Linked DNA regions of Homo sapiens: region 2 is linked to region 1. A link is a contact called in ENCODE Hi-C data. All regions are on one chromosome and are shown on one strand. Each heading gives the region's core, a stretch centred on a gene start or an enhancer-like site at or near the end of the contact. The rest is flanking DNA. Distances are from core to core; before and after follow the strand shown. Region 1 holds the start of CRADD (CARD and death domain containing adaptor protein). Region 2 holds the start of AMDHD1 (amidohydrolase domain containing 1).

The links. A loop is a pair of places that touch in the nucleus more often than their neighbours do. Pooled maps may share reads with other maps.
Region 2: a loop to region 1 is called in a map of naive thymus-derived CD4-positive, alpha-beta T cell, with 12 times the contacts of the local background. The contact joins the promoter of AMDHD1 here to the promoter of CRADD in region 1. A Hi-C loop is called at or near these places in 1 of 168 maps with a recorded cell type or tissue (naive thymus-derived CD4-positive, alpha-beta T cell), 2 of 37 single-sample maps with no recorded cell type and 7 of 50 pooled maps.

The regions. Positions count from the first base shown.
Region 1 is chr12:93,675,366-93,679,465 of GRCh38, forward strand. CRADD (CARD and death domain containing adaptor protein) reads left to right here and starts at 2,010. Exons shown (of 3, transcript NM_003805.5): 1 at 2,010-2,107; 2 at 3,404-3,707. The coding sequence starts at 3,410. RefSeq lists enhancers at 1,251-2,066, 1,855-2,094, 2,067-2,881, 3,698-4,100.
Region 2 is chr12:95,941,677-95,945,776 of GRCh38, forward strand. It overlaps AMDHD1 (amidohydrolase domain containing 1), which reads left to right and starts at 1,655. Exons shown (of 9, transcript NM_152435.3): 1 at 1,655-1,859. The coding sequence starts at 1,723. CCDC38 (coiled-coil domain containing 38) reads right to left here and starts at 938. Exons shown (of 16, transcript NM_182496.3): 1 at 755-938.

The sequences.
Region 1 (4,100 bases), core at 760-3,259:
GGGATGTTTAACCTGTAAACTTCAACGCTTGGCAGTGTTGCAAGTGGTCTGCACTTTATCTGGATGAAGACAAAGAATGGTGCTAACATTTGTCTATGAACAGATGGGAAATCTTGCTGAGGAAAGGACAATGATTCTCAAGCAAAAGGGGAAAAGGGAGAGAGAAAAGAGAGCACCTGGAACTCAAGAGTATCAAGAATGGGAGGTGGCAACAGGATGATTTGCAAATAATATTTGGCTATCATTAGAACAATAAACTCTTCACTATACAAGGTTGTATGGTGTATTGGAAAGAGCATGAAATCAGAGAAACTTCATTAGACTTCAAGTTTTGCTCTATATTAGCTGTGAGATTTTGCCTAAGACAATTGACCATTCTGATTCCACAGTCTTTATACATGCAAATGCTAAAACAGTTGTAACAGTGGAGATACATTGTGAAAAATGTGTCATTGTGCAAACAAAATAGGATGTACTTATGCAAACCTAGATGGTATAGCCTACTACATACTTAGGCCATATAGCATAGCCTATTGCTCTGACCACCATCATATATGCAGTCTGTCATTGACCCAAATATTGTTATGCAATGCATGACTGTAATAATAATAATACTTGCCACATAGGTAAAAATACTGTCATTAACGGTGTAGTAAAATGGTAACTGGCATAGTAATGCTGTAAATTGAATACAATTTTTAGAAGGTTTTGAGGAGGGAGGTTCAGAACTGTTCTCCATTGATTTGCTTAACAAAGATATTTTCATTTTCCACCAAAGGGTTTGGCTGTGAAAACCTTTGCAGAAATAATATTTTAGGAGTTTTTTCCCCCTGTACTGTCAACTGATTTTTAGTAAGCATATGACTTTCTGTATGTATCATCCAATTGATTTAAAAATGAATCAATGAATGTATTTATTGATCGCCTGCCTCGCTTCACAAAGGAATGTGAGGAAGGACACCCAATTTGGCATTGCTGTGTTTCTCTGTATTTGGGTCATGCATTTTTTCTTGCTTTCCACATTGAAAATGTGGTGGATGCAGTAGATTGGCTTTAAGTGTCAGGCCTTCCCTCATTTACTATACCTTTTTGTGTTTCACAAGCTGGAAAGCTACCAACTACATGCTCTAGACATCCTTGCTGCTAATATTCTGCATGTCAGATTGGTCTCACCAATGGCACGCAGCAAAGCAAGATTTGCAGGTGCTGTTTTCTTGCTGCTGGCAAATGCAGCCGTGGAGACCACCGTTTTTTGCAGCACTGTTCCAGTGTCCTGTTAATTGTTCTGTCGGTGTTGAGAGGAGGTTGGGGACCAGGCATGGCAACTTCCTGACGCCATCTTCCTGATTGTGGGCAGCAGCCACAATCAGCAATCTTATCTAGGTAGTCATCCATGGATGTTCAGCTCAGCCCTTCTCCAGCCTTTCCAATGATTTCGAATGTCCCCAATTCCCCCTAACGAATCCCTTTCTGACTAGGAGTAACTAGCTGAGTGCTGCAATGAAATCCTGACTGACAGATTTGTAAACTCTTTGCGGGCAGGAACCCTTGATATAAATAAATGACCTTGCATTTTAATGGAGGGAAGCAGAAGGATAAACAAATGAATAAGTGAAAAGTTTTAATAAGATGGTGATGCGTAAAAAATAAAGCTGGTTAATGGGGAGTGCAGGAAATGAGCGCAGCTGTCTTGCCGTTTTAATCAGATAGGTCAGAGAAGGCTTCTCTACTAGGGTGGCTTTTGACCTGCCTCTCTGTTAGGTCAATTGTGTGCGAGGCCCTGATGGAGTTACTGTGTTAAAATGCAATGATTCAATTACTCCATTACTTAGATACCCTTTAAGTGACACTACGGTTGTCCATCTCCCCGCTATTGAATTGTTTACCCACAGTAAGCATGGCGGGAAGAGCTTCGATCCGACCCTTGAACGCTCAATAAAAATGGCGACAGCACTTCCTGTACTTGCCCTCAACAAAGATGGTGTCAACACTTCCTGTTTAGGGTTTTCGCCATTAACAAAGATGGTGCTTATGGGGCAGGTTCCCTAACAGTCAGGATTCCGGTTGCAGTTTTTCTCCCCCGCCCCAAAGATACGTGGTTGCAGACGTAAGTAACAGGAATCCATCTTTCTTTGAAAGTCCTGCATTGTAGCGTCTGCGACCTGGGCCCTGCGGGGGCTTCCCCGCCCCGCTAACTTGCTCCGCATTTCCGATCCGGGCCAAGGCTGGGTGGCTGCGGCAGTGCCGGAGGCCCGCTCTCCCCTTGGTCCGCTCTTTAGTTCATTCCCAGCACTCCCTCTTTAGCGGGTCAAGTTGCCGCAGAAACCGCCCGTAGTCTTCCTGTTTGATACAAGGGTTTCAGCGGCCGAAGCAGAGCCTTTTTAAATAGTTCCCAATGGGCGCTCACGGCCAAACGTGAACACCTCCCCTCCTCACCTGTCACCTCCTGAACTTTACAGGGTTGCGAGGGGGAGTGTGGGATCGGGTGTCGCCTAGCCGTGGTCGTACTGCCCGGGTGTGTCTGAAGCCCCATCTGTCATCCCTGCCTGCCTTCCCGGTCACTTAACCTTCACTGCCTTACACACAACCAAGCCACAGCACACTGGTGCAGGGGTGGTGGAACTGCACCTTCAAATCGTGCCTGGCTACTGACCAGTGCTGGGGTGTGTGCTTTTTTTGAAAGAAAAAAATCCCATAAAATGTCCCATGCATGTGCGGCCACGACAGTGTTGTGCTGGAGATTCGGAATTCTTAGTGGGAAGGAATGGAGTCTGTGACTGTATATTGTGTAAAGTTTATTGTAGACTGGGCACAAACAACAATTTTCTTAAAGGTGATCGTGTAGAGGACTTTTAGCGAAAAGAGCCTTAAATTCTGAACCTGCTGATTTCTGTCCTGCACTCCTATTACTGATCAGGTTTTGCAAATACTTGTGATCAAAAAAAGGGGACCTGCGTCCACCTTGGCAGTTTCTGCCTTGGTGGTGGTGGTGCAGGTCTGATGAGGGCAATGTGAAAATAAAACCACCATTTCTTCTCCAGCGTGTTAAAATTAGTGCTGCTCTGTAATCTTCAGATAAAAATTGCTTGTTCAGAAGGGTCTCTGACCCACTTTTTTTTTTTCTTTTTCCAAATTTCTTTATTGAACGAGGAATTGAGCTGGGACCCCATTGTGTGAAAAGCAGAAACAGAAAAGATGATTCATCTTCATTGTTGTTCATTATGTTAGGAAACATTCAAAATTAACCTGGCTTGGCTTAATCAGTGAATTAAATACCATGACCTGGCAGTCTGCTATGGTTTAAAGATGTGCTTGACCTGAAGGAACTTACATTGCAGTGACACTGTCTTTAGGGCCACATCAACATGTCTGTAATTTGAGCTGTGATTTTGGCTCTTTCCAGGGAGAAATGGAGGCCAGAGACAAACAAGTACTCCGCTCACTTCGCCTGGAGCTGGGTGCAGAGGTATTGGTGGAGGGACTGGTTCTTCAGTACCTCTACCAGGAAGGAATCTTGACGGAAAACCATATTCAAGAAATCAATGCTCAAACCACAGGCCTCCGGAAAACAATGCTCCTGCTGGATATCCTACCTTCCAGGGGCCCTAAAGCATTTGATACATTCCTAGATTCCCTACAGGAGTTTCCCTGGGTCAGGGAGAAGCTGAAGAAGGCAAGGGAAGAGGCCATGACCGACCTGCCTGCAGGTAGGCCTCAGAAAGATCACTTTGAACCAGCTCCAAAATGTTGTAACTATGCTCTTTGCTTTTTTGTTTATTTGTTTGTTTGTTTTTGAGACAGAGTCTTGCTCTGTTGCCCAGGCTGGAGTGCAATGGTGTGATCTCGGCTCACTGCAACCTCTGCTTCCTGGGTTCAAGCAATTCACTTGCTTCAGCCTCCCGAGTTGCTGGGAATACAGGCATTTGCCACCATGCCCTGCTAAGTTTTGTATTTTTAGTAGAGATGGGGTTTCATCATGTTGGCCAGGCTGGTCTCGAACTCCGTACCTCAGGTGATCCACCCACCTCCGCCTCCCAAAGTGCTGGGATTACAGACGTGAGCCACCACACCTAGCCAGAACTATGCCCTTTGGATTTGAA
Region 2 (4,100 bases), core at 405-2,904, 2.3 Mb after region 1:
TTTAATATTTCTCTGTGAATTAGTGACTTTATGTGTTTCTATTCCCCACTATTTCTACTTCTCTTTTTAAAGACATAGAAATATATGTATGTATAAACTTTTTAAAAGCTATGCACACACACACACAAACAACCTGTTTGTGATTGTGTATATGAGCTGTGAATAATCTTCTGATGCCCCCTCCCCCCCACCCTTAGGGTCTCTTTCACTCACATTGTCTATATATTTTCCAATTTTTATCTTTCTCTTTCCTAACTGATCTCTCTTTTATAGGCCATAATATGAAGCTAAATTATATTCTTATTTATCGTGGTCATCTAAAGGAGTGTTTGCTTTCTGTTCCAGGTTTTTTTAATGAGACTAAATTAACTTTTATATTTTGTGGGTTTGCAGGCTTAGTCTGCTTTTATAGTATATTATTTGTGTCCACATCTATCACTTTTATTGTAAAGTCTTTACTGGGCAGGGAAAGCGCCTTTCCTATCTTTGTATGTTCCACAAGACTTAACACAGAGCTTGTGATAAACATGAATAAACGAAATCAAGTAATTAAGGACTCAAAAGCCTGGGCCTGGCAGTGTTTCCATAGCAATTGGTAGCAGGAAGCGACGAGGCTGAGAATCACAGACCATCTTCCATAAACTTGATTCTGTCTCCAATTTTGGTCGCAAGTTGCTTGTAGGCCCACCAGACACAGCTGAGGGGTGGGAGGGGGCATGCGGAGGGGCGGACACTGAGCTGAAACCTATTTTACCTCAGCGAGTTTGGATCCAGGAGCCTTTCCAACCTATCGTTCGGGAAGGCGTTGTGGGAAAAGTGGGCGGAGGTGCCAATCGATCCTCCAGTCTCGGCTCTATCCTCCCCCAGCCCGGTTCCCGGTCATCTCAGGGACCGTCTGGTAGCTGATCCCGGAACGCAGCTGGCCAACGGATAAGTGCGGGGCACCCGCCACCCGCGCGGACCCAGGAGCACCTCCCCTACCGCATCCCCCTCCTCCCCACCCCCAGGTTCCCTCGGCTCGCGGCCCTCCGCGTCCCGGGCTCCCGCCCCAGAACCTGTGGGCAGATGTTTCCTCCACGCAGTACCCTCCCGGGGCTCTGCCTCCAGGCTCGCGTCCCAGCACCCTAGGCAGAGGTTTCCCCCACTCTGTCCTCTCCCGGGGCTCTACCTCCAAGCTCCCGTCCCTGCCCCTGGGCACAGCTTTCCCCTACTCTGCCCTCTCCAGGAGCGCTATCTCCAGGCTCCCACCCCAACCCCCCGGGCAGAGGTTTCCCCCATGGCCCCCCTTCCGGGGCTCTACCCCAGGTTCCGGTCCCTCACTCCCGAACACTCCGGGTGCCCTCACCCAGCCAACCCTTGACGCGCTTCCACATACCACGTGATCCACACAGCTCACTTTGATCTCTCGGGGTGACCAAGCTTAAGTTTCCTTATCTGAAAAGTAGGGACACTAGTCTCCATCTCGTTTACTCGGGATGGGACAAGACGACCAAAAAAGAGAGGATTCCTCATCAGGTTTATTACTCGTTGCCATTCTTGCAATGATTACCGCCCCCGTTGCTGTGGTTGGGGGAGGCGAGCAAAGGGCAGCGGCTGCGAGCGCCCGCCCCCGCCCCACCCTCCCAGCCCCGGACAGCGCAGGCTGCGGCTTTTCGTCCTCCACTGAGTCCTGCCGGTGGCCCGAGCCCGGTGGCCTCCCGGCGACCCTCGGCGCGAGGCGACATGGCAAGCGGCCACAGCCTCCTGCTGGAGAACGCGCAGCAAGTGGTGCTGGTGTGCGCCCGCGGCGAGCGCTTCCTGGCGCGGGATGCGCTGCGCAGCCTGGCGGTGCTGGAAGGCGCCAGCCTGGTGGTGGGCAAGTAAGTGGCCGGGCGCGCAGGGTGGGGACCGCCACGGGCGGAGCTGGCCGCTCTTCCTCTCACTGTGCACTCTGGAGGGAAACAACGCCGTGAAAGCGTCCCTGCACAGAGATACACGGGCAAGCCAGCCTTTGGGGTACCTGTTGCTAACACGCTCTGCTGCTTGGGGTTGTCATTCCGTCCAAAGAGCTCAGAGAGGAACACCCCATTGGAACGCATCAGGGTCCTGCCTCTGCTGGTAAAATATCACTGTCCAACCATCAGAAGGGGTTGAGGTCCTCCCCAGTGCTTCTTAAAGGGAGGCCAGAAGACCACCTTTGTCAGGGTGGCCTGTGGTTATTTTATTCTTACGGCAGATTTCTGATTCCACCTGCGTCCCCCACTCCCTATCCCTAGAATTTTAGAATCAGCATCACTGGGGCTGGAGTTCTGAGACCTGAATTTTTCAAAAGTACCTTTCACATCCTCGTGATCTCGTACACTAAAGCTTTAGAACCACGGAGAACATTTAGACGATAATGGCCCTGAGTGATAATAAATCAAGATTTGACCATCAGAAAACAAGATATTTCTCTTACTCATCTGAGCTTCCTGCCAGATATGAATAAAAGAACAAAGTTTGAGGGCGACCTGGGGTAGCAAGGGAAGTTGGATGAGAATTTGAATCCAAAGCGTGCCATGGGACCACAATTGCACACGATCAATGAGTCTCACAAACTGACCACGGCTTATCTGAGGCAGTTTAGGGTTGTGCAAGAGCCCAGCTTTTAAGGGACTGTGGGTTGGTTTAATTTTATTTATTTATTTATTTATTTATTTATTTATTTATTTATTTATTTTTGAGACGCATGAGCCACTGCGCCCAGCCTATTTTTTGTTTTTTTGAGACAGGGTCTAGCTCTGTTGCCCAGGTTGGAGTGCAGTGGCATGATCTTGGCTCCACCTCCCAGGCTCAACTGCGATCTCCACCTCCCAGGCTCAAGCCATCCTCCCACCTCAGCTTGACAAGCAGCTGGGACTACAGGTGCACGCCACCACGCCAGGCTAATTTTTGTATTTTTTGTAGAGACAATGTCTCACTGTGTTGCCCAGGCTGGTCTTGAACTCCTGGGCTCAAGCCATCCACCTGGTTTGGCCTCCCAGTGCTGAGATTACAGGCGTGAACCACCACGCCCAGCTTGACTGGTTTATTTTTAATTAAGGGATGAAAACATTCCCAATTTACTATGAAAATATTATTTAAAATTTTGCTTAGAAAGTTGAAAAATATGTACCTGGGTTGGGACTGGAGTATCTTATAAAAATTATATCAATGCGACCAGGCACAGTGACTCACGCCTGCAATCCCAGCACTTTGGGAAGCTGAGGCAGGTGGATCACCTGAGGTTGGGAGCTCGAGATCAGCCTGGCCAACATGATGAAACCCCATCTCTACTAAAAATACAAACATTAGCCGGGCATGGCGGCGCACGTCTGTAATCCCAGCTACTCGGGAGGCTGAGGCAGGAGAATCGCTTGAACCCGGGAGGCGGAGGTTGCAGTGAGCTGAGATCTCGCCACTGCACTCCAGCCTGGGTGACAGAGCGAGACTCTGTCTCAAAAATAAATAAATAAATACATAAATAAAATGATACTAATGCACCAACATGAAGTCCTGGGTTCCAAGACATGTTCTATGTTCACATCAAAACCACAAAAAGTAGGGAAAGGAAAAGGAGGGAGCTGACTTGTGGTCTGGAAGATGGGGCTTTTTCATTTGAGTCTGCTACATTGTTCTCACAGTTTGTTGGATTTATTACAATGAAATAAATTTACAAGAATATTGAGAACTTTGCCATTCAAATATGATTAGCTCGGTACAGGATGGTGTTGTTTTTATTTTCACTTACTATCATCACTGTCTTATATATTAGGTTGGTGCAAAAATCAAGTATAGAATTGGAATAATTATCTGGTTATTTGAGATGCTTTGAAATATATCTCCCACCTCATTATCTGAATGTTTTAAGGTAAAAGTGTTTTCAGGGTGAATTATTTAGGTGATTGTCTTAAATTTTCACATCACTTCCCTTATGCAGAACCTGTGTGTTCAAGGACAACTTAATCCTGCTCTTCTTTTGGTAGACAAGAAGAACACAGGCTGTGAGTGTGAGTGTGTATAGGGAGAGGGGTACTGATTAAAAGCACAGAGAAGTGGAAGAAAGTTCCATTTCAAAGCCCAGAATTGGATGGATTTTAACA